Regions from separate parts of the Homo sapiens genome. Here region 2 is linked to region 1. Evidence: chromatin loops called from intact Hi-C (ENCODE). Cell type or tissue: heart right ventricle. All regions are shown on one strand. Links, peaks and the distances in the headings refer to the core of each region. The heading gives the core; the rest is flanking DNA.

Region 1 (16,302 bases), core at 4,990-12,989:
CAAATACACAACATCCAAGAAAAACGATACAATAAGCAAAACATGCAGAATACACACACACACACACACACACACACACACACACACACACACACACGCACACACAATCTGGCAGCTGGAGCCACATTCAGAGACAATGGTTGTTGGGGGAAGCCTCCCAGTTTCCTCCAAGGAAAGGACATTCTTGATTTGTCGTCTCCACTCCCCTGTCACCCTGGACTTAGGTGCAAAGATGGGCAGAGCAGCTGTGCACACCAAGTTGTCTCTTCTTTCAGGGGGTGCCCATGTGTGTTGGGGTAAAAGGGAAACTGGGGGAGGGGGCACTCTCACGGGTGTGGCCCAAGAGTGCTCAGCCCAAGGGCAGCCTCAGCGAACAGCACTGCCACCTTGCGGCTTGGGTTGGTCTCAGCTCTGATTAAGGGTCCAGGGACCCACAAGGGGGCTCCTTCATGTTCTTCAGAAGAAAATATTTGGCAATTCAGTAGCCTTCCTTCAAATATCATTTTTATGTTTTTTTCTTAATTTAAAAGTAATTCACATTCACTTTATAACATTTTTAAAGTAGATATAAGGAAAAATAAAATAATAAAAATTATCTGTAAATCCAACCTCCAGAGATAACCAAGATATTAGGCACTTGAGTGTATATTCTTCCAGTCTTTTTTCTGTTTTTTTTCTTTTTTTAACAAAAACAGGATTATACAGTACATACTGTTGTTTCATAAACTAAATATATTGTACGAGTATCTTTCCACTTGTTAAATACATTGTATGAGTATCTTTCACTTGTTGTTCTGCAATACCTTTTATTTTATTTTATTATTTGGAGACATGGTCTTGCTTTATTACCTAGGCTGGAGTGCAGTGGTGCAGTCTCTGGTCACTGCAGCCTTAGCCTTCTGGGCTCAAGCAATCGTCCCACCTCAGCCTCCTGAGTTAGCTGGGATTACAGACATGTACCACCACACCTGGTTAATTTTTGTATTTTTTGTAGAGACGGGGTTTCGCATGTTGCTCAGGCTGGTCTCAAACTCCTGGCCTCAAATGATCCACCCACCTCAGCCTCCCAAAATGCTGGGATTACAGGAATGAGCCACCACACCCGGCCCACAACATAATTTTTGATGGCTGTATTGTATTCCTTTCTTTGGGTGACTGGGCCATAGTTTATTTAACCAACTATTGTTGGAACACTTAAATTATACCCATTTTTTTTTCACTGAAGTAAATAATGCTGGGATGAACTTCCTTGTTGCTGAATCTTTACAGAAATCCACGGTTCTTTTCTTAGTTAAATTCCCAAGACAAAGTGGATATGAAGTTTGTAAGGTGTTTCATATAATACAGTATATTAGTTAAGACTTTCCAGAAAGGCTTAATTAGGAGGCTTTCTACCTTATTTATTTATTTTTAATTTTTTTGAGACGGGGTCTCACTTTGTGCAGTAGCGTGATCATAGCTCACTACAGCTTCAAATTCGTGGGCTCAAGTGATCCTCCTGCCTCAGCCTCCCACAGTGCTGGGAGTTTGAGGCTACAGTGAGCTATGATCGTGGCACTGCACTCCAGCCTGGTTGACAGACTGAGACGCTGTCTCTAAAAAAATTAAGATAAAATAAAATAAAAATTAAGGGCTTTCTCCTCATATGTTAGTGGAGATTAAACCAATAGAGAAAATTATAACGATTTAAAAAATACTATAAGTTCAGAAACATTTTATTCTTTTTCAAAATAATTTTTCTTTTTCTCCTCATGTTACTTTGTTTAAGATAAATTCAGAAACATTTTAAAGTGAGCTTTATTTATTTATTTATTTATTTTTTGAGACCAAGTCTCGCTCTGTTGCCCAGGCTGGAGTGCAATGGTGCAGTCTCGGCTCACTGCAACCTCCGCCTCCTGGGTTCAAGGGATTCTCCTGCCTCAGCCTCCTGAGTAGTGGGATTAATGGCGCCCACCACCATGACTGGCTAATTTTTCTGATTTTAATAGAGACGGGGTTTTACCATGTTGGTCAGGCTGGTATTAAACTCCTGACCTCGTGATCCACCCCGCCTCAGACTCCCAAACTGCTGGGATTACAGGTGTGAGGCCACTGCACTCTGCCGCTTTATTTTTATTAATCACAACTACACCTATATACTTCTCCTATTTTTTTATTTTTACGAATTTTAAAAACAGCAAATTTGAAGGAATAGTATTAACACCCCTCCACTCTCCACCAAGCTTCAACATTTTAGGCATTATACAACTTTGCTCTCTCTCTTTATAAATATATATATATATTTTGAGATGGAGTTTCTCTCTTGTTGCCCAGGCTGGAGTGCAATGGCGCAATCTCGGCTCACCACAACATCCGCCTCCTGGGTTCAAATGATTCTCCTGCCTCAGCCTCCCGAGGAGCTGGGATTTCAGGCATGCGCCACCACGCCCAGCTGATTTTGTATTTTTAGTGGAGACAGGGTTTCTCCATGTTGGTCAGACTGGTCTTGAACTCCCGACCTCAGGTGATCTGCCCACCTCGGCCTCTCAAAGTGCTGGGATTATAGGCATGAGCCACCATGCCCAGCCATGAATACTTTTTTGCTTAACCTTTTGAAAGTAAATTGCAAATGTTATGTCACTTCACCTCTGAATATATTTGCATGTATCTCCTAAAAGAGGGACATTCCCCTACATAACTACAAAATCATTATCATGCCTAAAAAGTTAACAATAATTCTCTAATATCATCTAATATTTAGTTTATATAACATTTTACCCAATTGTCCCTAATTATAGATTTTTAAAAATCAGATTCAATCCAAGCTTATGAATTGTTGTATCCTTTAAGCTGGAAGAGTCGCTTCTTTCTTTTTCTATAACATTGTCTTTTTGAAGACTCCAGGCCAGCTTTCTTACAGAATGTTCCACATTTTGGATTGAGTGAGTGTTTCTTCATGGTGTTGTTTAACTTGTTCCTCTGGCCCTCTCTGTTTTCTGTAAATTGGAAGGTTGGTGCAGAGAACCTGTATAAAATAATTCTACCGGCTGGGTGCGGTGGCTCACACCTGTTATCCCAGCACTTTGGGATGCCGAGGCGGGTGGATCACCTGGGGTCAGGAGTTCCAGACCAGTGTGGCCAACATGGTGAAACCCCGTCTCTACTAAAAATACAAAAAATTAGCCAGGCGTGGTGGCAGGCGCCTGTAATCCTAGCTACTCAGAAGGGGCAGGGGAATTGCTTGAACCTGGGAGGCGGAGGTTGCAGTGAGCCGAGATCGCACCACTGCACTCCAGCCTGGACAACAAGAGTGAAACTCTGTTTCAATTAAAAAAAAAAAAGAATTCTACCATAGTTGGTTGCATTATTGGTTCTGATTTATTCTATCCTTTCCTGTGAGGTGATTATACGTCCTCTCCTTTTGCTATGTGACTTGCGGCACTCCTTTTTAGGAGGAATACACTTCACTGTCCCATTAATGGCGGGCATGGTCACACGACTTGAGGTGGCCAATAAATGTAAGTGGAAATGACTATGCTTTTCCCTGCAGAAGGTTTAAGAACTATGGCAGACTTCTATCACTTTCCTTTTCCCTCTGCCATGAGGATTACATATTTCAAATAGAGGCTACATCTTCTGCCCAGATCCCAGAATGGAGAGGACAACACAGAGCAGAACCACCAATGACCACAGCCGACATAAAATGTGCATAAGAAATAAACCCTTCTTACTGTAAGCCACTAAGAGTTTTGGGTTATTTGTTACTACAGTGTAACTCAGAGAAAGCTAATTAAAATATAAACACATATGTCAGCAATATTATTTCTTTCATCACAGAAGAGCCTTGCTGTATCCATAGAGTTGAGAGCAGGTCTCCTTGTTACACTGTGGGTACACTAGATTCCAGAACCACTACCTACTGTGTCTCTGTATCAGCTCCTGCCTTCAAGCGGCTCAAGAAATGACTTTGGGGACCCAAGCCTGGGGCCAGTCTGTCCAGGATGACTAAAGAGGGAGTTAGATGGAGAAGGCAGGGTCTGGAGCAGTACCTGGCACATGCAGTACTCAAGGATTTGATAGATAAATGAGTAATTTGCTTGCATTCTTGTGCCAGGGTTTTTAAGAGTCAGTCCAAAATAAGGATTATGTTATGAATTTTTCAAAAAGCCTTTTTTCCTTTAAAAGACTTATTGGCCGGGTGGGGTGGCTCACGCCTGTAATCCTAACACTTTGGGAGGCTGAGGCAGGCAGATCACAAGGTCAGGAGTTCGAGACCAGTTTCGCCAACACAGTGAAACCCCATCACTACTAAAAGTACAAAAAATTAGTCAGGTGTGGTGGGGTGCACCTGTAATCCCAGCTACTTGGGAGGCTGAGGCAGGAGAATCGCATGAACCCAGGAAGCAGAGGTTGCAATGAGCCAAGATTACGCCATCGCACTCTAGCCCGGGCAACAGTGCGAGACTCCAACTCAAAAAAAAAAAAAAAAAAAAAAGACTCATTTAGGAAGACGTAAAATGAAGATTTTATTTCCTTTAAAAGACTTATTAATCCACTTAACAAATTATTTACTAATTACAAAGGGGAAAATGGTAATTTGACAGTGGAGAAATCTGGTGGCCACCCTTTTAACTAAGAGAGCAAAGTTAACATCTCTTAAATAGGACAAACCAATGTCATATGCCTTCTGATGTCATGCAATGAGAAAGGACGTATCATTTCTGTGGTATTTTGGCAAAAATGCATTACTTGAGTGTAACCATGAGCAAACATCAGACAAACTCCAACTGAGGGACCTTCTACTCAATAACAGGCCTGTACTTTTCATACACACAAATGTCAATGTCATGAAAGACAAAAGAAAGCCTGAGGAAACTGTCAACAGATTGAAGGAAACTGAAGAGACATGACAACCAAAAGCAACGTGTGATCCTAGAATGGATCCTGGGCCAGAGAAAGCAATGCCTAGAAGAGGAAAAAGAAAAGAAAAAGAGGAGGAAGAGGGTGTAGAGAAGGAGGAAGAAAAGGAGGGTGGGGAGGAGGAGAAGGGGAGAAGAGAGAGAAGTAGCAGCAGGGGGAGGGAGAGGGGACATTATTAGGATAATTGGCAAAATTTTAATCAATTATGTAGATTATAATATTATATCAATGATGTTAAGTTTCCTGGTTTTGGTGATAGTACATAAGTATTTCAGGGTAAAGAGGTGCAATGTCTATAATTTACTCTCAAATAATTCAGTAAAGAAATTTATATAAACAGGGAGTATTCTGTCTTGTGCACGTGTTCTCTTTCTCTGTGTGTATGAATGTAGAGAGACAGAATCATAAACCAAGGCTGTGCACAGTAGCTCATGCCTGTAATCCCTGCACTTTTGGAGGCCGAGGTGGTGGATCATTTGAGGTCAGGAGTTCCAGAACAGCTTGGCCAACATGGTGAAACCATGTTTCTACTCAAAATACAAAAATTAACTGGGTATGGTGGCATACACCTGTAATCTCAGCTACTTGGGAGGCTGAAGCAGGAGAATTGCTTGAACTCAGGAGAGAGAGGTTGCAGTGAGCCGAGATTGAGCCACTGCACTCCAGCCTGGGTGACAGAGTGAGACTCTGTCTTAAAAATTTTTTTTTTAAAAAAGAAACTCATAAACCTAATATAGCAAAACATTAGCAACTGGTGAATCTGGGTGAAGAGTATATAGGAGTTCATCGTACTATTGTAGCAAATTTTATGTGTGAAATTATTCTAAAACAAAAAGTTAAACAAATGGATATTCATCTAAAATGATGTCATTTCCATATTTTGGGAATTAGAAAGTCTTTATTTATGAACTGATGGGATAGTAGATGGTGGTTTTTTGTTTTGTTGGGTTTTTTGTTTTTTTTTTTGAGATGGAGTCTCGCTCTGTTGCCCAGGCTAGAGTGCAGTGGCAGGATCTCAGCTCACTGCAACCTCCGCCTCCCCAGTTCAAACGATTCTTGGTGCCTCAGCCTCCCAAGTAGCTGGGATTTCAGGCACACGCCTCCACACCCACCTAATTTTTGTATTTTTCGTAGAGACGGGGTTTCACCATGTTGCCCAGGCTGGTCTCAAATTCCTGACCTCAAGTGATCCGCCCACCTTGGCCTCCCAAAGTGCTGGGATTATAGGCATGAGCCACTGCACCCAGCCAATAGTAATTATTTTGAATGAACTTGCTTGGCAAAGTAAAAAGTTAGCCATCCCCTGTTGGCCCCTCCCCACGAAGTCTTTCATGGTGCAAGAAATCCTCAAATGTGGGAAGCAGTATTTTAGTGTGAATCCCCAACAGGATGGACTCCTGCTCTCATCCAGAATCCAGAGGCAGGACACAGCATGTCCTCAGTGATGGGCCAAGAACAACTCCGCAGAGGCCTCCTGGGGCAGGAGAGACGCATGAACACACACACCTTCTTGGGCACACATCCACAGCACACACCCTGAGAGCCCCTGGAAGGGGGAGCCCAGCCTCCCTTGGCATGTGATTGGCTGTCCAGCCTAAGATGTGGCGGATGCTCCAGAGCTGACCAGAGGCACAGAGATGACATCACTGTCTCTTTCTGGAAACAGCAATGACAGAGAAGACCACAGCGAGTGATAAAGGTAGGCTCTAATTAAGCCCTCAGCTGTGTAGGACTTGGGCCTTGATGGAAGGGGTAGGATTTAGTTAAGCCAGGGAAGAGGACGATGCTTTCCCCTTCTGGGAGTCCCTTACTATACTCAGTAGGTACTCAGAGAGTAACGATGTAGTCACTATCAATTTTAGGAAACAGGAGCAGCCAAGACTCTGAAGATCAAACCAGCCTTTGTTTCCTTTACCAATTCTTGGTGGTAATGTTTGGCTGACCCAATAGCATCCCTGGGTGTGCCGGGAGGAAGGATGAGGCTAAGCGCTGCTCCTCCTTCACCGTGAAGGCTAGTATAACTTCTGTTCCAGGAGGACCCAGGAGGATGCAGGACCTTTAATGGCAGGTGAGATTAAGAAATGGGGTTCCAGCTAGGCACGGTGGCTCACGCCTGTAATCCTAGCACTTTGGGGGACTGAGGTGGGCTGATTACTTGAGGCCAGGAGTTTGAGACCAGCCTATCCAACATGGTGAAACCTCGTCTCTACTAAAAATACAAAAAAATTTAGCTGGGCATGGTGGCACCCGCCTGTAATTCCAGCTACTTGGGAGGCTGAGGCATGAGAATTGCTTGAACCCAGCAGACAGAGGTTGCAGTGAGCCTAGATGGTACCACTGCACTCCAGCCTGGGTGTCAGAGCAAGACTGTCTCAAAAACAACAACAACAACAACAACAACAAAAACAAACACAGAAGAAAAAGAAAAAGAAATGGGATTCCAATTCCTTCAGCAGAAGCAGCAGGAACTGGAATTTGTTCTGTAGACTGTGGCAGGCCTGCTGGACAGAAGAGGGTCCTGCCAAGTCTCTGGACTCCACTGACCGGTTTGGGAGCACACATGAGGATGCAGGCTGGGATTGGGGCCTGGAGCAGGGCAGCAGCTGGAGTCTCAACATGCGGACACCAGCAGGACACACAAACTCCATCAGGCCAACATCAGGAGAAGATTCTGTGCTGGGCTGGGCCAGTGATCCCAGATTCAAGGGAGGTGGGGGCCCCACTCAGGAGGGAAGGTCTGAGTCAGGGACCATGGAGACAAAAAAGCTGGAGGGCAGCATGTGGGGGCATGTTAAGGATGGAGATTAGTGAGCATGGGGAATAGAGAGACAGAAATAACCACAGAATTGTGAAGTCTAAGAAATGAAGGCGAGGATAGCTATGAGAGTTGAATTCTAGGGTTACAGCTGAAGGAGCTGAGTGATCCTGGGCTGATGGTGGATGGTAGTTACTTTTAATGAAGTTGCTCAGGCATCAGGATTGGGGCTGCTGATGAAGGGACTGGGGTGTTGGAAGGAGATTGGGTCATACGGAAAACAGGGTGATGGTGAGGCAGAGGAGAAAGCAGGACAAAGACCAAGGTCTATGGCTAAAGCCAGAGGCCCGAAAAAAGAGGGCCCAAACACGTGTAGGGCAACCCCAGATCCTTGCAGAGGGACATTCATCAGGTGGGATGTCAGAGCCAGGAGAGTTAATACTTATCCCCAAAGTAGAGGTTTGGGGAGCAGAGAGGAGGGCAGAGGCGGGTGGGGTGCAGACATGGGGAGGGGTCGCGCTCCTCTGTGGGTTTGGAGGGCTGCCTGTCCGGCGTTGCCTGCCGGAGGGCTTGGCGCTCAGCCACAGTTGCATCATCACTGAATGCACTGAGCCTGTGACCCTGTTTTTACACACACCTGTACCCAGTTCAAGCGGCATCGGGAGAGTCGTCTTAAAACTTCAATCTAAAACGTTCTTTTCCATCTGATCGGGCAGAGCGCAGGCCCCACGGGCCATCGTGGGAGGCACATACAGTCCGCACCGCGCGGACGCCCAGACCGCGGCCTCCGCTCCGCCCCGCCGCCTAGTCCAAGCGGGCAGCCAGTCTCCGCCCTGGAGGCGGCGGCAGAACCGGCTGCGCGAGGTCGGCGCTGGGGCGGCCCGCACATTCCCGCAGGCTCTGCGCCAAGGGGCGGTGCTGCGTACGAGCAGAGCCGAGACCTTGACCCTGACCCGGGCCCTGGGGAGGGAGCGTCCGGCCAGGGAACCTGCCCCTGCGCGCTCCTCGGCTCTTACGCGGCGGCTAGAGGCGTGAGGCCAGAGCCATGATCAGAGGGCGCGCAGTGAGGACGCCCCCAGCCCGCCTCGGAGCTTGGGGCCGCGCTGGGGTCAAGCGGAGCGCACAGAGGCCTGTTATCTGCCAGGGTTAGGAGCCACCGTGGCCAGGTGCCCTGGAGCGGGCCCTGGACCTGCGCGATCGCTGCGGGACAGAAGAGCGGAGACGCGGTTCACTGCCTGGCGCCTACAACCAGCGTGAACTAAGTGGCGAGTGGAAGAGAATAATTTGCCAAAAGAGGGAGGATTTGCTGGTCTACTGGCGGAACTGGAACCCACTATACCCACATCCCCATTCACGAGCGCCCACCTTGAAGGCGTAGAGACGCCATGGTTGTCATAGAAACACTCGTGCTGGGCCGCTGACATGAGCCTGCGGCGTGGAGTGAGGCAAGTTTTTACCAGAATGTGTGCACACATGTAACACGACGTAAAATGTCTGTCACTTATTACGCACATACCCTGAACCTAGGACTGTGCAAGGCACATTACAGAAGTAACTCAGATGTGGGTGTTTTGCAACCTACCTTTCCTCCCTAAGGAATCCTCGAAGCAGGGTTTACCAATGCTCTCACTCCTCCCAAAAGAAGCCACCTACACAGGTGGATTTTATTGAAGGCTTATAGAGGAGACCAAGGAAAGAGGAGATTTTTCATACATACAACAATAGGGTGAAGCATTTCTTTCCATTAAACATCTCTCCCTTGTTTTCCTTTTTGGCTGTTTCTCATGGACCCTTTCTCTGAGCAGTCTCTGAATCTTGCCCAGCCCCAAGTGCTCCCTCCAGGATCTTCCTCTGGACTCTCCATCTCTCCCCTTTCCCTAAGAAGATCACCCGGGTCCTGCCTCTCCAAGACTGCTCGTGGGAATACACACTGTCACCCACACAAGACAGCCTGCTCAACGAGTACTTGCATCGCCAGCATCCACAGTCTGCAGAGGTCAGCAACAGTTTTTATTTCTGAAACACATAGCTTTTCTCATCCAACTTGCCCAGAAATCCAGGAGGTAGATATCATTCCCATTTTACAGACGAGGAAACAGAAGCCTGGGGAGGTTAAGTAACTCCTCCAGTATCACATGTAATAAGTGACAGAACCAGCACTCAAACCCAGGCAGTCAAGCTCTTTCCCCTCCCCAAGGAGTCTCACAGAGCAGCAGTTTAAAGAACCATGTCTGGGTGATATCTTCTGGTGCTTCTATGAGCATTCATGGAATTGTTGCATATGTGATGTGCAGGTCATGAGAATGTGTGATGTTCTTGCATCATTTTATGCTGCTTTGGACTTGAAGCAGCATTTCTCAGATACAGAAATTATGTTGGCAAGTTAAGTTGGATGACAACTACCTACACCCGTATTTTCTTTTATTAATCAAATACAAATGTAGCTGAGGTATATGGCCTCATTCGATCCTCACAACCCCTTATGAGACTGAAACAGTGGTAAAGTGATTCCTTCTTCCACATTGTGAATTTCCTTCACGGAAAATTCTGAACATACAGTACTTCAAAACGTAAATCTTTTCCACAGTGTCACAGATTTCAAACTAATTATAAATACTACATATAAATGCTGTGTAAATATGACATATACACACACACACACTATAAATGCTATATATTTATATGGTAACATCTAAATGCCAGGTACTGCTCTAAACACTTTCCATAGTAACTCATTTAATAATTACAATCACCCTATGAAGTAGAAACTTATTTTTTTCAAAGATATTTTTAAATTATTAATTTTTATGGCTGCATAGGTGTATCTATTTAGGGGTACATAAGATATTTTGATACAGGCATATAATGCATAATAATCACATCAGGAACTGGGCGCGGTGGCTCATGCCTGTAATCTCAGTACTTTGGGAGGCCGAGGCAGGCAGATCACGAGGTCAAGAGATCGAGACCATCCTGGCCAACATGATGAAACCCCATCTCTACTAAAAATACAAAAATTAGCTGGGCATGGTGGCGTGTGCCTGTAGTCCCAGCTACTCAGGAGGCTGAGGCAGGAGAATCCCTTGAACCTGGGAGGCAGAGGTTGCAGTGAGCCAAGATCGTGCCACTGCACTCCAGCCTGGTGACAGATCGAGACTGTGTCTCAAAAAAAAATAAAAATAAAAATGACATTAGGGTAAGTGTGTTATCTACCACCTCGAGCATTTATCATTTCTTTGTGTTAAAAACATTCCAATTATACTCTTTTAGCTTTTTATTTTTTAAATGGAGTTTCGCTATGTTGCCCAGGCTGAAGTACAGTGGCACAATCTCGGCTCACTGCAACCTCTGTCTCCCAGGTTCAAGCAATTCTCCTGCCTCAGCCTCCCAAGTAGCTGGGATTATAGGCATGTGCCACCACACCGGGCTAATTTTTGTATTTTTGTATTTTTTTTTTTTTTTGAGATGGAGTCTCGCTCTGTTGCCCAGGCTGGAGTGCAGTGGCATGACCTTGGCTCACTGCAACCTCCACCTCCCAGGTTCAAGCAATTCTCCTGCCTCAGCCTCCTGAGTAGCTGGGACTACAGGCGCACGCCACCACACCCAGATAATTTTTTTTGTATTTTTAGTAGAGACGGGGTTTCACCATGTTAGCCAGGATAGTCTCGATCTCCTGACCTCCTGTTCCGCCCATCTCAGCCTCCCAAAGTGCTAGGATTACAGGCGTGAGCCATCGCGCCCGGCCTAATTTTTGTATTTTTTGTAGAGATGGGGTTTCACCATGTTGGCCAGGCTGGTCTCGAACTCCTGACCTCAGGTGATCCACCCGCCTCAGTCTCCCAAAGTGCCAGGATTACAGGCGTGAGCCACTGCACCCGGCCTCTTTTAGCTGTTTTTAAATGTACAATAAATTATTGTTGACTGTAGTTACCCTGTTGTACTATCAAATGCTAGATCTTATCCATTCTATCCAAGTATATTGTTATACTCATTAACCCCACTACCCTCCCCACTATCCTTCCTAACCTCTCATACCATGGTTCTACTCTCTAGCTCCATGAGTTGTTCAATTGTTTTAATTTTTAGCTCCCACAAATGAGAACATGCAAAGTATGTGTTTTTGTGCCTGGCTTATAAAGGTATTTTAAGCAAGACCTTATCTCTACAACAAAATGAAAAAATTAGCTGGGTGTGGTGACACATACCTGTAGTCCCAGCTACTCTCAGGAGGCTGAGGATTGCTTGAGCCTAGGAGGTAGAGGCTGCAGTGAGCCGTGATTGCACCACTGCATTCCTGCCTGGGCAACACAGCAAGATTCTGCAATAAATAAACAAACAAACAAATAAATAAATAAAGGTACTTTAAATTTGAGGCTTAATTTACATACAGTAAAATGTACAAATTTTAAAGTACAATTCTGAGTTTTGACAAATGTATGTACTCATGTAACCATCACCTCAGTCAAGATATAGAACATTTCCATCACTCCAGAAAGTTCCCTGTGCCCTTCTCAGTCTGTACTATGCAAAGAAGCCACTGTTCTGATTTCTAATACGACAGATTAGCTTAGTGTTTTCAGACCTTCATACAGAATTGTAGAGCGGTTTATTTAATCCAGTGCTTTTGAGATTCGTTTATGCTGTGGTATGTATCAGTAGTTTGTTCCTCTTATGCTTAGTATTCCATCATATGAATACATCACAATGTATTATGACTTTGTTTATAGACGTTTGGTTGTTTGTAGTCTTTGGCTATTATGAATAAACCTGCTATGAACATTTGTGGGCAAGTGTTTCGGTGGACATAGATTTTAATTTCTTTCTCTTTTTCTCTCTCTCTCTCTGGTCTCAAACTCCTGGGCTCAAGCGATTCTCCCGCCTCGGCCTCCCAAAGTGTTGGGATTACAGGCGTGAGCCACCGCACCCAGCCTAACTTTATAAGAAACTACCAAATAGTTTTCTAAAGGGATTGTCAATTTGGTATTATTACACAAAAAAAGGAAACTGAGACCCAGCCACGTTAATTGCCTCAGAATAATTAGCCCAGGCATATGTGTTCTGGAGTCTCTCTAGCTGGGGCTGGGAAAAGAAAAGGTTGTGAGGTGGGAGTGAAGAGATGCTAACCCAGGAGAGCCAGCCTCGAACCGTCCCGTCCTGTGTGCTGGGGGAAGAGCCCCGGCTACAGGCAGGAGACAGGGCTGTCCCGGCTGAGCTCTGGGGTCCTGCCCGGGGTTTGGCCGGCAACATCACCCCTCGCCAGCTTCTCGGGCCCCCTGGCTTCCCATTGCTCACCCAAACTCCCCCACTGGGAAGCAGCAGGCGGGCGGGCACAGCACTAAGCTGCCTTCACACCGAGGCGCCCGGGAAACGCGAGGCCAGAACAGAAAGCCCAGGAGGCGTCTCTGCAGATCCTGCAGGGGGAGCCGCTCCCACCGCCAGAGTCTGGCGGAGGGCGGGTTTCCACCGCTTGGAGGGGAGGCGGGAGCCCTCTTGGCCTTGGCGGGAGTGTTCCAGAGCCTGCTCCCCTGACACGGCCCCCGCGGTATACACAGCGCGCTGGACTGTTAGGTCTTTTCTCTTTTCTCCAGTAAGTGATTTTGTTGGAAGCTGCTTACATGGAGAAGTGAGATCACATCGAATAGTAAAATCAAACATCTCAGCTGAATATTCCTTTGGTTGCAAAGACACCAACTCACAGATTCTAACAATAGAGTTGTCGACATTGAAACAGGAGTGGAGGAAATAGATTTTAAATGTTAGCATTTTGTACAGACAGCCATTTGAACCACGAAATACCATCTAACATACAATGGGTAATTGAATAGAAAGCAAACACATTTTCATCAATAAGATGGAAACTGCCTTTTGTTAAAAACCTGAAGATACACTCTGAGGAGGCCCAATTTACCTGGCAACTATGTGCCTTTTTCTGTCTGACTTGTCCTTGTACGTTAATATTTTGATTTACTTGAAAGGAAAAGTTGTAAATATATGAGAAGTGTTCATGATGAAATGGAATGAAAGTCTGAGAGGCCTAATCAACCAGTTGTCTGTTCTCAGATATTCACTGGGTTCCCAGGTTAAACACTGCAGAGGTTCCAAAAGAGGTGAGGAGGGCCAGCGATTGATTTCACTGGGAAGACAAGACTTAGGCACAAGAAGCAATTCGCTATACAGGATGGTCTGTACCATGTAGTTATGTCACTAGTCATGAAGATTCAAATTTTCCTAAGACCACCATCATCCTACCAAAGTAGAATTAAAAGTTCACTGAGCCAGGCACAGTGGCTCATGCCTGTAATCCCAGCATTTTGGGAGGCCAAGGTGGGCGGATCACGAGGTCAAGAGATTGATACCATGCTGGCCAACATGGTAAAACCCCATCTCTACTAAAAATACAAAAATTAGCTGGACGCGGTGGCGCATGCCTGTAATCCCAGCTACTCAGGAGGCTGAGGCAGGAGAATGGCTTGAACCCAGGAGGCGGAGGCTGCAGTAAGCCAAGATTGCACCACTGCACTCCAGCCTGGTGACAAGAGTGAGACTCCGTCTCAAAAAAAGTTCACTGAAATCATGTGAATTTTTTTACATTTAACTTTTTGCATAGGCAATATGTTAACAAGATTCAACCGTCAGGAGATATTTAAAACATTTTCACAAAGTCTCCTTCCTATGGCATCTCTTAGCCACCCTTCCCATCTGTTTTCCTTCTACTTTATTAATCTGATCCCAGAGTTGCTTTATGCACCAACACACACAGAGGAATAAGCTCCCCTCCTTTTTACACAAAATATAGCATACTCTTCACACTGCTCTATATCTTGCTTTTTCCCCTTAATATATTTTAAAGATCTTTTCATTTATTTATTTTTAAAATTTATTTATTTAGAGACAAGGTCTCACTCTGTTGCCCAGGCTGGAGTGCAGTGGCGCAATCATAGCTCACCTAAACCTTAAACTCCTAGACTCCAGAGATCCTCTCACCTCATCCTCCTGAGTAGCTGAGACTACAGGAATGTGCCACCACGTCCAGCTATTTTTATTTTTTCGTAGAGATGGGGCTCACTTTGTTGCCCAGGCTGGTCTCAAACTCCTGGCTTCAAGCAGTCTTCTCACCTCGGCCTCCCAAAGTGCTGAGATTATAGGTGTTAGCCACCTTGCCCAGCTGAAAATCTTTATATATCAGCTTATAGAGAGCTTTCTCATTAAAAAATATTTTTCAAATAATACGATATTATCTCACTGTATGAATGTACCATAACTTAATTTTCCAGTCCTTTTATCTGTGGGCATTTAGGTTGTTTCCAATGTTTTGCCATTACAAACAATAATGCAGTGAATAACCTATTATACATGTCATTTTACACATAAGTTTATCTTTAAGGTAAATTTCTAAAGTGGAGTCTGCTGGATGGAAGGAAGTGCATTTGCAGTTTTGAGAGATATTGTCAAATTGCTCTCTGCAGAGGCTGTCCCACATCACCCTCCTATGCCCTCACCTACAGAGTGTGTTATCAAAGGTTTGGATGCTTGCCAAACTTTTCGTGAAGAAGGTTTTCAGTGTAGTTTTAATTTACATATATCCTACGAATGAGATTGAACATCTTTTCATATATTTAAAGCTCATTGTGTTTTTTTCCTGTGTATAAACTCTTATACCCTTTGCTCATTTTTTATTGGGTTATTAGTTTCGGGTTTTTATTTCTAAGAATTCCCATGTAACAGAGAAATTACGTTTTTTGTTTGTTTTGAGACAGAGTCTCACTCTGTCGCCCAGGTTGGAGTGCAGTGGTGTGATCTTGGCTCACTGCAACCTCTGCCTCCCAGGTTCAAGTGATTCTCCTGCCTCAGCCTCCCAAGCAGCTGGGACTGCAGGCATGCACCACCACACCTGGCTAATTTTTGTATTTTTAGTAGGGATGGGGTTTCACCATATTAGCCAGGCTGGTCTCGAACTCCTCACCTTGCGCCTGCCTCAGCCTCCCAAAGTGCTGGGATACAGGCGTGAGCCACCGTGCCCGGTCGAAAAATCAAGTTTTTGTGATGCAAGTTGCAAATATTTCCCCAAATTTTACATTGTCTTTTGACTTTGCTTACAGCATTTTTTCCATGCAGGAGAGTTTTTCTTTTTAGTGTGTTAAAATATGTCCATCTTTTCTTTTTGTGGCTGCTGGAGTTTATTCATAGACAGAAAGGTCTCCCCATTTTAAGGGAGGAGTTAAAAGAGCAGAACGTATTTTTTATATATATGTGTGTATGTATATATATTTTATATATATGTATATATACACACATATACATACACATATACACATATACACATATACATATATACACATGTATATACACATATACATATATACACATGTATATATACATATACATATATACCCACACACATATATATGTGTGTATATTTTTTTGAGATGGAGTCTTGCTCTGTCGCCCAGGCTGGAGTGCAGTGGCATCATCTCGGCTCACTGCAACCTCTGCCTTCCGGGTTCAAGCAATTCTCCTGCCTCAGCCTCCCAAGTAGCTGGGATTACAGGTACCTGCCACCACACCTGGCTAATTTTTGTATTTTTAGTAGAGACAGGGTTTCACCATGTTGGCCAGGCTGGTTTTGAACTCCTGACCTCAGGTGATCC
Region 2 (12,760 bases), core at 4,151-12,150, 140 kb after region 1:
CAACCTCTGCCTCCAGGGTTCAAGCGATTGTCCTTCCTCAGCCTCCTGAGTAGCTGGGACTACAGGCATGCTCCACCACGCCCGGCTAATTTTTGTATTTTTAGTAGAGACAGGGTTTTGCCATGTTGGCCAGGCTGGTGTTGAACTCCTGACCTCAGATGATCTACCTGCCTCGGCCTCCCAGAGTGCTGGGATTACAGGCGTGAGCCACCGCGCCCGGCCCATGCCCAGCTAATTTTTAAAATTATTTTTTGTAGATACGGGATCTTGCTATGTTGCCCAAGCTGGTCTCAAACTCCTGGCCTCAAGCCATCCTCCCACTTCAGCCTTTCAAAACACTGGGATTATAGGCATGAGCCACTGTGTCTCACCTGAAGTTGAATTATTTTTAAAAATTTTTATTATTTTTTCCTTTTTAATATATATTTATATATTTTACAATATAACATGTCAATGAATTTGAATTCTTAAATGAAGAAGGCACAGAACTGAGCCACAGGGCTGCCCCTGTGAACTTTCTCAAAGAAGCTCTCCAGGCTTTGCTCTTTCAAGGACTTCCTCAAGCAGAGCATTCTCAAGTGGCCCTTTTATTTGTTTTTTACAGCGCAGAGCAAGGAGCCAGAGTAGGATTCAGAATGAGGGAGGGGAGGCAACTGGGAAAGTGGAAGTTGGGAAGGACAGCTGTCAGGCCTGTGGCTTCTTAGGCCCACCAATATAAGGAGGGGAACATATGGAGAAGGCGGCTCTGGAAACTGATTACTTTAAAACTATCTGTGTCCACCTACCTTCTAGAAAGTCTTCATGTCCTTGTAGGGGAGTGCAAACCCTCGTGTGAAGGCCTCTGACACCAAGTGTGAGAAGCCATTGATGGAGCCATTACTGCTTCCTTCGTTGTAGCAGAAGGGATGGGGAGAGGAGCAGGCAGGAGCGGGGGTAGGTAAGTTGTGGCTTTGGTGCCTTGAAGGTGAGGAAATTTCTATTTGAAGGCTTCAGTTTTCTTCATGAAGAATTTTTTTTTTTTTTTTGTCCACTGAGGGGTGGGGGAAGGTGAGATATTTGAGGAAGGTGGAGAAAATATAAAAGAGTCAATACAAATAATCAAAACTAGTAGCTAGAATGAATACTAGCTAGGCAGAGCTGAGGGTCCAGTTAAGATAGGTGGTCATGAATTCAAATCTACATCAATCTGCTCAGCTGTGTGATTTTCTTTAGCAATATTAAAGCTCTTGTTTGTTTGATGGTTGTGGATTTGGTAAAATGCTGATCTTTCCCCTATATTGAGAAAAATGTGAGTAATCACAAAGAGGCCCGATAATAATTATGAGAAATTTATCAAGGCCCTTCCAGTGTTCCTCTGCATAAGGTGGCTTTGGATGGCCAGACATTTACATAGCACATAGTGGCTTTCTTTTGTTTCTCATATTCCTGGTGAATTGAACTACGATTTCTTCTCCTAAGCATAAATACCTGCAGACCTTAGTTACAGTCATCCCTGTGAACAAGGGTGTGGGTAGAAAGGGTGAGGAATGTCTGTCTTTCCTATCACCAGGTAAATGGGATCTTGATGCTTGGCATGGGGTCCCAAGAGCTTGCCATTACCCATGTGTATTATCAAAAAATGAGATACTGCCACCGTCAAAGAAAAGATCAGGGCCGGGTGTAGTGGCTCACACCTGTAATCCCAGCACTCTGGGAGGCCGAGGTGGGCGGATCACAAGGTCAGGAGATCGAAACCATCCTGGCTAACACAATGAAACCCCGTCTTTACTAAAAATACAAAAAATTTGCCAGGCGTGGTGGCAGGTGCCTGTAGTCCCAACTGCTCGGGAGGCTGGGGCAGGAGAATGGCGTGAACCTGGGAGGCAGAGCTTGCAGTGAGCCAAGATCGTGCCACTACACTCCAGCCTGGGCGACAGAGCAAGACTCCGTCTCAAAAAAAAAGAAAAGATCAGAAACTCTCTGGACGATAGGCAAAGGTTGTAAACCAATGTATCCTCTTTCTTAAAATCTGATTTAAAGCCTTCTTCCCTGTCCTGACATGCACTGGGAGAAGGACAGAATGAGTTGGAGGGGGCTAGGGAAATTTTGGCTTATAACTCTCTTGAGAAATGTCTTTTTAAAAATTGTCTCGGCCAGGCGCGGTGGCTCATGCCTGTAATCCCAGCACTCTGGGAGGCCGAGGCAGGCGGATCATGAGGTCAGGAGATCGAGACCATCCTGGCTAACACTAAAAATACTCTACTGTCTCTACTAAAAATACAAAAAATTAGTGCAGTGAGCCGAAATTGTGCCACTGCACTCCAGCCTGGGCGACAGAGCAAGACTCTGTCTCAAAAAAAAAAAAAAAAAATTGTCTCAAGCTGGAATATTGCCCGCATATCATGGTATGGGATATGCTATATATCAGTAAAATCTAAGATTCAGCCAATAAAATCAGTCTGTCTAACACTGTCACTCTAAAAGTCCCCAAATCACCACAGCCATGGAAGGATGGTTTTCCCATGGTAACAGACTATATCAAGTTTACATATATATATATATATATTTTTTTTTTTTAAGATGGAGTCTCGCTCTGTTGCCCAGGCTGGAGTGCAGTGGCGCAATCTCGGCTTACTGCAAGCTCTGCCTCCTGGGTTCACATCATTCTCCTGCCTCAGCCTCCCGAGTAGCTGGGACTACAGGCGCCCGCCACCACACCCGGCTAATTTTTGTATTTTTAGTAGAGACGGGGTTTCACCATGTTAGCCAGGATGGTTTCGATCTCCTGACCTCATGATCCACCTGCCTTGGCCTCCCAAAGTGCTGGGATTACAGGCGTGAGCCACCGTGCCCGACTTATTTATTTATTTATTTTTTGAGACGGTGTCTTGCTCTGTCATCCAGGCTGGAGTGCAGTGGCACGATCTCGGCTCACTTCAACCTCTGCATCCCGGGTTCAAATGATTTTCCTGCCTCAGCCTCCTGGGTAGCTAGGACTACAGGCATCCCCCACCACGCCCAACTAATTTTTGTATTTTTAGTAGAGGCGGGGTTTCACCATGTTGGCCAGGCTGGTCTCAAACTCCTAACGTCTAGTGATCCACCTGCCTCAGCCTCCCAAAGTGCTGGGATTACAGGCATGAGCCATCATGTCCGGCCTCAAGTTATATTTTAATAGCATACAGGATACATACTCGTACTCAGAATGTGAGTTCAAGGATCAGTGGCACAAATAGGGGAAATGACCTCAAGTTCCAAATGTTAATGTAGTTCTATTAGAGTGTCTGAGTGGGGAGAAATCATTTCTTGAATTTTGCAGGGCAAGCATAAGTGCTTTGACTCATTTTTGTACGCCTCACAGCGTGCTTGTAAGCCATGTCTCCAGGGCCATACACTCATTGTAAGTGCCCCTAATAATAATAAAGCAAAGGATCTGCTGCAACTCAAAGGAAATAGGAAGTGCTTTAAGTTCCACATTCCAAAGTCAGGGCTAGAGAGGCAGGCTGGATTTCCTGCTGATGTGGATTGCCTGCTGTTGGTTTGGGCCATTCTAGGTATAAGGTAATGTTTTAGATTACTGCTGGGTTCTTCTGGGCCTGGCAACATAAAGAACAAATCTAATCAATGCATCAGCTGCTATGGCTCATTCACCTTCCTGAAGTGTTGTGTGGCCACAGCCTGCAAGAATATGACCTGGAAATCCCCAGGTAGGGCCCTCGGGTGTGCTCAGATCCCTCATGCCCACCCATCCACCCCTCTGCATTCTAACATTTCAGTGGTTATGTTCAGGCAAAGTGTCTTCTGCTCATGCTTGGGAGGAAGAGTTCCCTTAACCTCCCTGTGGCTCATTGTCCCTGAGGATACCAGGGCTCTCTCAGCCTGGCTGCATGATGACAGAGGGACACCATTATCAGAGAAACCAGGGCTGATGAGCAGCTCTAGGTCAGAGAGGCCGAATGCTACCTGGACATGAAGAGAGAGGTCCCAGCAGACCCCCTGGGGACAGGTTCAAATTAGGTTCCAGCTTCCCCTTCCTGGTGTCAGGAGTTACTCATCTTGATTTACTTATCTTGCAAAGGAGCCAAGGTATCCTGCCGTACCTGCCTATTGCCTTCTGTCTCTTCCACAACTCCCATGTCTCTTTTCGGTTTCTGCTCCACTTCTCATGGGCTACTTGGAGTAGGAAGTAGGTCTCAATAATAAAAAACTAAATAAAACAAAAACATCATCTGATTTGCCTCCAGCTCTGCCACAGACTATTTGGCCCTAGAACAATCCCTTCCCTTTCCTGATACTCCTCTGTAAAATAGCCTGGATCAGTAGCTTTCATATTACATTCTGTGAAGCTGCCAGGAGCCGGAGGGGTTCCCCAGATACCCGGAGAGGCTGCAGTGGAAAGACAGGCTAAGCTGACTCCACCCCCAACACCCAGCGCCCACCAGAGTAGCTGCCTTTTACCTGTTTTATATATTGTTTTTCCACACAGAGCTTCTTTGAAGAAAGAGTCCTGAGGCTACAAAATTTGAAAACTGCTGGAATAAACGATCGCCAAGGCCCCTTCCAGTCTGAGACGCTTGGTCTTCTGAAGCCCAGCTCAAGTTTTTCCTCCTCCAGAAAGCCTTTCTTGTTACCCAGTCCTGGGTACTTGAGCTCCAACAATAATGATGATGGCAGGCATATGGTGCCGTCCGTGAGCCATCCGATGCCTGCATGTGTGCATAAGCTGTCTCCCCAGCTAGAAGGTGAGCTCTTTGAGGGTGGTGTTCAATTTTTCTTCCACACCTCTGTCCCCTTGTAATACCATATGCAAAGTAGGTGTTCAATAAACATGTTGATGCCACCTGGTGTCATGAGCTCTCACATGGGATAAAACTTCCCTACCAGGAAGTTTGGGAAGGAGGAACCAGCCTTTGGTCTGCTTAACGCTCCACAGAGAGACTTGTCCTTAAAAAGCTGGGGACCCTAACCTGGGAAGCAGCTTCAGACTCATACACTTCCCAAAGGGCAGGTCTGAGTTCCTGCCTTGATTGGATTTGGCTTCACCTCTTCTGCCCCTCAGTACCTCTTCTGGTGGGGCCTCTTATACACTGTGGCTGTAGAAGAGGCACGGTCCTGAAGCCTGGGAATCAGGTCAGCTAGGACGCCCCAGGGCCAGCAGACATCTCAGCCAGATTCCAGAGGGAGGCACGGGGGAGATGGAGAGGAACTCCTGGGTTTTTTTGGAATACAGCTCTCTCAGGAAGTGGAGGCCCAAAGAGGGTGGCTGGATTCAGTCAGAGACACCAGAGAAAGCAGATTGGAGGAGGGTGCTAGCGGTGAAAGAAGGCAGGTAGCCAAAGGGAAACTGGAGGTTGTAGTGGTGGAATGAAACCGCTCTGCCATTTAGTGGCTAAGTGACCCTGAGGTCAGTTCATCTTACTTAGTCTCAATGTCTTTACCTATAAATTGGGTGTCAAAAGAACCTGACCAATGTCAGGCTACCCTGTAGTGAAGTAGTGAGATAGATTCCAAGGAGACTAAAATGTGCAGAGATGGAAAGGATTATTACTGTTTATTAACACAGGAAAGCACAGGAGCCTGCTTCCAAAGAGGGACTGTCCCGTAATTGAGAGATGCTCCAAGGCTGACCATCCTCCTTCTCCTGCTGCACACCCAGCAGCCATCTATGGCTGGATTTGGAGAATTTCTGGTCAAACCGGTGAGTATGAGGAGAGCAGGGCAGTTGGGGAGAGAGGTCCCAGCCCAATTCTGCCCAGAGAAGCTCCCAAAAGAGAGGGAAGTGTCCTGATGAAGAGCCCATGAAAGGGGTGAGACCCAGGAGGCTGTGGAGATTGCTGCGGGCTCCTCTGGTCAGTAAGGAACCCTGACAAGATCCCTAGGATGGGGGTCCCTTAGTCTCACTGAAGTTCTTGTAACTTGGGATGGGGGCCAGGTCAGCCTCCTCTGATACCCGAAGCTACACATCTGGCCTTCCCCACTTCTAGAGGAGGGGTCTTAGATGGTGCTGTGGGAGCAGACAAGCCCTCAGCAGGTCGCAAGCAGGTCCCCTCCAAAACCCCTCCTGCTGGAATCCTCCAGATGTGAGGAGTAGGAGCAGACAGATCAAGGCTGGGACATCTGGCAGGGTTTAACATCCACAGCTGGAGGGTGAGACCTCTCCCTGTGGATCTGGAGAAATACCTTCGGGCTCCAGCCTATTGCTGCCCTTGCCTTGTCATCCATGACAGGGTTCCGCGCCCTGTCCAGCCTCCCCGGGTCCCCCTCAGCTGCTATAGCCTGACGTGTGAGTGCTGGGCCTGCGCAGCCAAACATCTGGCAGGTCTGGCTGGCTATTGGGCAGCACCACAGGGCTGCCATCCCCTGGCCCCCCTCGGCCCTTCCAGGACAAGCTGCTGTGATGGGAAGCGGGCAATGATGGGTCATACACTGTCTCCCTCAGCGCCAGCCACAGGGTGTCCCGCTTCCCATTGAGCTGGCCTCGCTCAAGGACTGGCTGCCCAGTGTCATCCAGGTCATCTGGGGACACACCCACGGAATCTGGTACACGGGCACTGGGCTCAGAGGTGCTTAGGCAGGTCTCATCAGAGACGCTGAGCCCCTCCAGGGTGCTGGCTGAGGAACAGAAGCCATCAGGAGGATCTGCAGCCTTGGCCTTAGGAGAGTGGGCTGGGGCTTCTGGTGAGGCTGGCAGGGGCTCAGCCTCCTCCCCTTGGGAGTCCTGCCTGGCCCGGGTTTTGGGGCTGGGGCCAGCCTGCTTATAGGGGGAGGAGGTCTGCAGGGCAGGGCACTGGCTGAAGACTGCCTGGTGGTCCAGCAGCAGCTCCCTTGGGGAGGCAGGGGCTGGTGGGGGCCGGGAACAGCACGGACCATCATGGAGCTGCAGATCCTCAGAGAGTACTGAGGGCCGGTGGGACAGCTTGCTGGTGGCTGTGCTGGTGTCAAAGCTGGGGCTCCGACGCCGTGCCAGGGGCTGTAGCTCATATTGCTCTGAGCAGGACCCGGGCATCCCTCCCACTGACCCTGGTCGTGGGCGGCCTGCCTTCTCCCCACCAGGGTCCCCAGTACCAGCATCCCATGGCAGGTGGGCACAGGGCCAGAGGATCTGCCCACAGTTCTTCTCTGGCCCGAAGAAACAGCAGAGAGATTGGAAGAAGAAGCTGGCAAAGCCACAACTGACGCATTTGACCATCATGAGGATGATGCCCAGCTTGCGATAGAGCAGCACTGTGGCAGGCAGCATGAGCACGCCTGCCGCAAACAGGGCTGCAGCCCCCACGGCTGTGGCGCAGCTGGTCTGGCGCAGAGAGAAGGCCACACGGCTCAGGCGGTCAGGGTGTGGGCACAGGTGATAGGAGATGCAGTAGTTGACAGTGAAGTCTACTGAGAGGCCCACTGAGGCAGAGAGAAACAGGGCCTCGGCAGTGTTGAGCTGCCACTCGAGGAGAACCAGGAGTCCTACAGTGAGCAGCACGGTGCCTGCCACAGCTGCCACGGAGAATAGGCTGAGGGGAACATTCCAGGTGCCCAGGAGCAGTGTGGCAAAGGCCAGCGCCAAAGCCAGGCCCAGCACCACAGCAGGCTCAGTGCTCAGGCTGTGCTGCAGGCTATACAGCTCTAGACGGCTAGTGAACCAACCACGGCGGAGGCCTGGAGGTGCCATGCCCAGCTCCGCTGCCAGCCAGTGGCTGACCTCATTGTAGAAGAGCTGGGTCTGGTTGTAGTCCGGACTGTTCCGGAAGTTGGTCTGGAATTGTAGGACCAGGGCGGCCAGGCTGCCATGGGCATCAAAGCGGAGTCCCAGGTCCTGGGTGCCATCGGGGCCTTGCTCCAGAGCCATCATTTTCAGGCAGTGCAGGAAAAACTGGGGGGCCCAGGGGAAGTCCGAGTGGCCGCAGCAGAGGTCAGGCCCCAGGCGGGCGCAGCTGGGGCTCTCCATCCAGCGCTGGAGGGTCTCCACGAAACACAGCGTGGGCCAGCCTTCCTGCAGGGTGTCGAAGAAGCTCTGATTCCGGGCCCGGTGACAGAGTGCCAGCAGCCAGCGCTGGGCCTCAGGGCCGCTGGCCGAGAAGGCAGGGTCCCTCACCAGGCTGCTGTTGCTACGAGGGTCCAGAGGGTCGCCAGTGTCCACAGGCAGGACGCCCCACACCAAAACCACGGGCATGTGGCCGCCCTCGCCCTGCGGCAGCTGCTCGAACAGGAACAGCTGGCGATACTCCGCGTCGAAGCGCTCGAAGGGGTGGCTGGGCCGGAAGACCTGGCCGCCGGGCGGCGGCAGCGTGGGCAGCCGCAGGCGGGGGCTGACTCCGGCGATGTAGGCGCCCCCTGCCGCCAGTGCTGCGAACCAGCAGATCCAGATGTAGCGGAACTTGATGACGCCGCAGGGCAGCAGGCGCTGGAAGAGCAGACGCGAGGTGCCAGCCGCCGCCCTCCGCAGGCCGCGGAGCCGCCGGTGCAGCGCCAGCAGTAGCCGCCGGGGCGCGCTGCCCTCCCACCGGCCCCGCGCCCGGCGCGCACAGCCGCGCGCCAGGTAGCGCTCGTGGAGCACGGCGGAGGCGGGCAGCCAGACCAGCGTGAGCGCCAGGTGCACCAGCACAGCCGTGCCCATGAAGAGGGCGAGGCAGCGAACGGCCGGCAGGCGGCTCAGGTAGCTGGCATAGAAGGCCGCGCTCGTGGTGAGGCCGGAGACCAGCAGCAGGTAGCCGAAGTGGTGCATGGTGCGGCCCACGCGCTGCGCCAGCCCCCCCGACGGCAGCTGGCTCTTGCTAAGGCGCCACAGGTCGAAGAAGATGAGCGTGTGGTTGGCGCAGACGCTGCTCAGCAGGAGGAGGGCTGCCAGATTGACGAAGGGGAAGTAGGCCATGCGGAAGGCCACCTGGTAAAGGAAGAAGGCCACCAGCAGTGAGCCCAGCACCCCCAGCAGCACCATGAGCGTGAGGAAGAGTGAGCGCAGGTACAGGGCCATGCCGAAGAAGATGGCAACCAGAGCCAGCAAGGGGTACACCGTGTCCTGGACCAGGAAGTGCCTCAGCAGCTCCTGCTTGAGGCCCAGGTCCATGCCAGTGACAGAGGTGTAGTTGTCAGCAAGCCCCCAGGGGGTGGCCAGCCGGTCCAGGTAGATGTCCATGAGGGAAGCACCCTTTGGGGTGGGCAGGAAGAGCAGGCTGTACTTGAGGGAAGGCACCTGGTAGTCAGTGGTCTGGGGACTCAGAAAGTCCCTGTCAAGCAGAAAGTGCAGGAGTTGGTAGATGGCACTACTCTGGGAGCACTTGGTGGGAACCTGGGCACAGCGTGGGGACTTGTTCTGCCCAGGTCCCAGACAAGAGGGCACCAAGGCGCCACTGTGGTAGTAGAGGGCACAGGTCCGAAGCAGGGCCAGTGTGCGGGCTGCGTCAGCTTGGGTAGTGTCCAGGCAGGAGGAGCGGTTGGAGAGCACAGCCAGATAGTTGCCCAGGGACCAGCTGGGGCAGCACTGGTTGGCTGCTGTCCGCTGGCACAGAGCCCCGAAGCTGGTATGGGAGCGGATCTGTAGGGCACACGCAGGAGGGGAGAGTTCAGGGGCAGCCCAAGGGCTCAGGTTTTCCCAGTCCTATACAAGGCTCTCTCATCTCCTTTCACACTACAGGGCAAGCGCAGAGAGGGATCTTGACAGCCTGGTGAGATAGGCTTGTCTCCCAGCTGCCTTTGGCTCCTGGCCCAGGTGCCAGCAGCTACATCTTGACTTCATCAAAGAGGAGCCTCAGGGATGCTGCCCAAGGCTTCAGCCTCAGAGACCCTGCTGTAAGGGCCCCTGTAGGTCACACACCCCAACTCCATGTAAAAGTGGAGGTAGCAGCCACAGATAGAACAGGGCCAAGGGTCCAATGAGCTGAAGCAAGCAATGGGAAGAGTGGAGGCCAAAACATTCCAGGTTCAGGGTCACTGCCAAAACCCAGCTCCCCTCTGTCCACTGCACCGCTTAAACCCTCTTAGGCCCAGGGCTGTTTCTTTTTCAAATCTCATGCCTCCTTTTTTCTCCTTTCCTGTTGTTGACATCACAACAGCTGACGTAGTACAGAGAGCACTGACCTGGGAGTCAGAGGCCCTTGCTCTGCCACTAACTGGCTGCGTAACCTTGGGCCTGAGATCATGGTGGCAACACAGTACTTATTGAGAGATTACTATTGCCAGTCATTATGCTGTATTTTTTCAACTTCTATCTCATTTAACTGTCACAACATCCCTGTGAGGAAAGTACGTTTATCATCCCCATTTAGCGCTTATGAAGCCTGAGGGACTAAGACGTTAAGAAACATGGCTGAAGTCACATAGCAAGACAGCCTTAGAGCTGGCCTTGAATTCAGACATCTGACTCTATAATGCATGTTCTTAACCAGTCTTTTGGTACTTGGGATATCCTCGTGTGAAGTGGGGGGCTGGGCTGCTGCGTGGTTTTCACACCATTTTCAGCAGCAAACCTTTCTTCAGATGTTATTGTATATGATTCTCCAGTTAGCATAACTGGATTGGCACTGCTCAGGTTGATGGGGGCTGAGGCCTTGAAGCCCACAGTCTCAGCTCCCTGGGCCAGGGCCTCCTCACCCGCTCTGGAGGGCCCTTTCAGGACCTTTTGGAAACCCGCAGTCCCTGCATGGGCTCGCTTCCAGCACTTCTATCTTGGCTCTTCTAAAAACAGCCGACTCTTCTTTTCCCACCCCAACCTGGAGCCTCTCAGCAGGGTTGGAATAATTTTCTAAGCAGGGAATGCTCTTCCCCAGTCCACCCCCTGGCAGTCCTGGCTCAGCTGTATTTCCTTGGGATCAGTTCCCTCATGTCCTTAGTTCCCCCCAAACCCCTGGCACCTCCCCCACCAGCTCACCTGGTCCTGTTCCATGCGACACATGGAATGGATGGCATGCAGGTTCCATAGGCTGCCCGAGGAGGTGGACATGAACACCAGCTTTGCATAGCTCTTCTCTGCAACATACCCCCGCAACCTGGAGCTCAGTCCTTTGGCCCCAGGTCCTGGGTCCTCCAAAGGGAAGATGCTTACCCAGGGCCACATGAGGTTCAGATTCTCAGGCATCTCAAGCCTGTGCATGGACTGCCTGATCCTGTCCCTGTGCCTCACCCCAACCCAGCTTGACCCTGTCTGGCTGGAGCATCTGAGAACTCCCCTATCCCAGCTGTAACCCGGCTTCCTTGGCTTGACTGTGGCCAGCTGGCCACCTTCCCTTTCTGTCTGCCCAGATTTGTTCTGGGCCTGCCTGTCCTACTAGGTGGGGTGGGGACCACTATTAAAACCAGGAACTGGCCAGGCTGCAGCTTACCAGGGGGGCCACAGAAGAAGTTCTCTTGCCTTCTGTCCTCCAGGGGCTCCACCATTCTCCGAGGCCGGACAGCGCTCTCCTGGGCACTGCCTCTGGGTGCAGGCCTCAGAGTGTTGTGGGAGCTCGAGCTGAAGTGGAGAGAATATCTATGCCAGGCACCATTAGGGTTGGAAGACTCAGAGGAGGCCAGAGACCACTCCCCAGGGAGCCTTCCTTGGCAAGCCCCTCTGACCTGCCTTGGGGTGGGTCACCCAATGTCCCCTTCCTGAAGATCTCATTCTTCCCTCTGCCACCCACAGTGAAAAGATGAGAGCCTGTTACCTGTTCAGCTCAAGGTCTGGGGAAAGGAAAAGCAGCTTCCTGGGGCCTGTGAGGGCTTGTAGTGCTCTCCAGACCACTAACTTGCTCCCAATGTCTGTGTCCCGTGGCTCAAAGCCCTGCAGGGAGGAGGGTGGAGAAGAACAGGTGGGCAGGGTAGGAGTTCTCCATTTGGGTGCTTCTCAGCTCTGCCCCTTTGACTCCTCAGAGCAGGGAAGGCCAGCCCGCCTGCCTGAATTGTGGATGTGAGTCTGAACTTTATACCATCTCCCCAACTCTCTCTGGAGGTCAAGAGCCTACCATGGCTACCCTATCCCCAGGCTACCATGGCTACCCTACCTCCAACTTTCTGCCCCAGGCTGGGTCAAGGTGGCCAGGCCTGGGGACCCCGTCCCACCCCTTGGTTCCTCACCAGCAAAGGCTTGGAGAAGTCGGGCAGCCGGGCCCCCAACAGTCCAGCCAGGGTGCAGAGGAAGATGACAGCCAGACACAGCATCAGCACGGCCACTGGCCACTCAGCAATCAGCTGGGAATAGCTGGGAAAGAGGGAGGAGTCCACATGAGTTGGGTGTGGTAGCAACGGGTGCTGAGCTCAGGCTCCACCCAGAAGGGGTGCTAGATAGAGCAGAGAGCACGGGGAACAGGGCTAACTGGGCACCAGCCTGGTCACCCCTAGAGGTCCAGGGAAGGCCCAGGCCTACCTCTTTGGCATCTGGAAGGCTCGTTCCTGCCTGTGGAAGAGAAGAAAAGATGCTTGCTTGCCAGAGTTCTCTTGCAGAGGGCGTGTGTTGGGGGTGGAGGTGGGGTGGGAGTGGGTAGGTGAGGGATAACCCATGGTATTAACCCTTTTAGCGCTTTGCCACTCCCAAGTTCCAACCCTTACTTCCTGTTGCATCTGGTTGCCTCCTAAGAAAGGAGTCTAGAGCCCCGGCAGTCTGCCCCACTCTTAAGCCCCACCGCATTTTCCAGTGGCAGCTGGCAGGCTGCTGGACCCCTCCTTACCTGACGCTGACCACATGGTGCTGCACAGCGGGTGGCTTCCAGGTCCCATCGCGCTGTGAGGGGGCTGGAGAAGGGCTGAGGCTGGAGCCGTGGGAGCAGAGAGCTGCCCGATCCCCAAGTCCTGGCAGGGAACTGCCCCCCTGGTATTCCTGCAG

The links. A loop is a pair of places that touch in the nucleus more often than their neighbours do. Peaks named below come from ENCODE experiments on the same cell type or tissue, not always from the same donor. Only the 100,000 strongest peaks of a DNase experiment are listed, where the experiment ranks them.
Region 2: it touches region 1 in a loop (5-fold over the local background); 3 of 110 quality-filtered maps call a loop at or near these places.

Annotation. Positions count from the first base shown.
Region 1 is chr15:40,504,002-40,520,303 of GRCh38, reverse strand. No RefSeq gene overlaps it. Among named protein-coding and RNA genes, the nearest start is that of CHST14, 41 kb to the right of the region's middle. RefSeq lists enhancers at 56-165, 220-514 and a silencer at 8,491-8,700. In heart right ventricle, for the core only: a CTCF peak has its summit at 12,866; DNase peaks (open chromatin) are centred at 8,263 and 8,533; H3K4me3 peaks cover 1,595 bases; H3K27ac peaks cover 875 bases.
Region 2 is chr15:40,363,800-40,376,559 of GRCh38, reverse strand. DISP2 (dispatched RND transporter family member 2) reads right to left here. Exons shown (of 8, transcript NM_033510.3): 2 at 12,606-12,760; 3 at 12,305-12,334; 4 at 12,016-12,139; 5 at 11,607-11,722; 6 at 11,286-11,413; 7 at 10,835-10,932; 8 at 1-9,502. The coding sequence ends at 6,242. It overlaps LOC124903472 (a long non-coding RNA gene), which reads left to right. Exons shown (of 4, transcript XR_007064597.1): 1 at 1-937; 2 at 4,466-4,721; 3 at 5,543-5,677. Among named protein-coding and RNA genes, the nearest start is that of DISP2, 12 kb to the right of the region's middle. RefSeq lists silencers at 8,181-8,260, 8,381-8,560 and enhancers at 8,343-9,234, 12,230-12,730, 12,731-12,760. In heart right ventricle, for the core only: a CTCF peak has its summit at 8,287; DNase peaks (open chromatin) are centred at 8,319, 8,738 and 9,429; H3K4me3 peaks cover 1,459 bases; H3K27ac peaks cover 3,307 bases.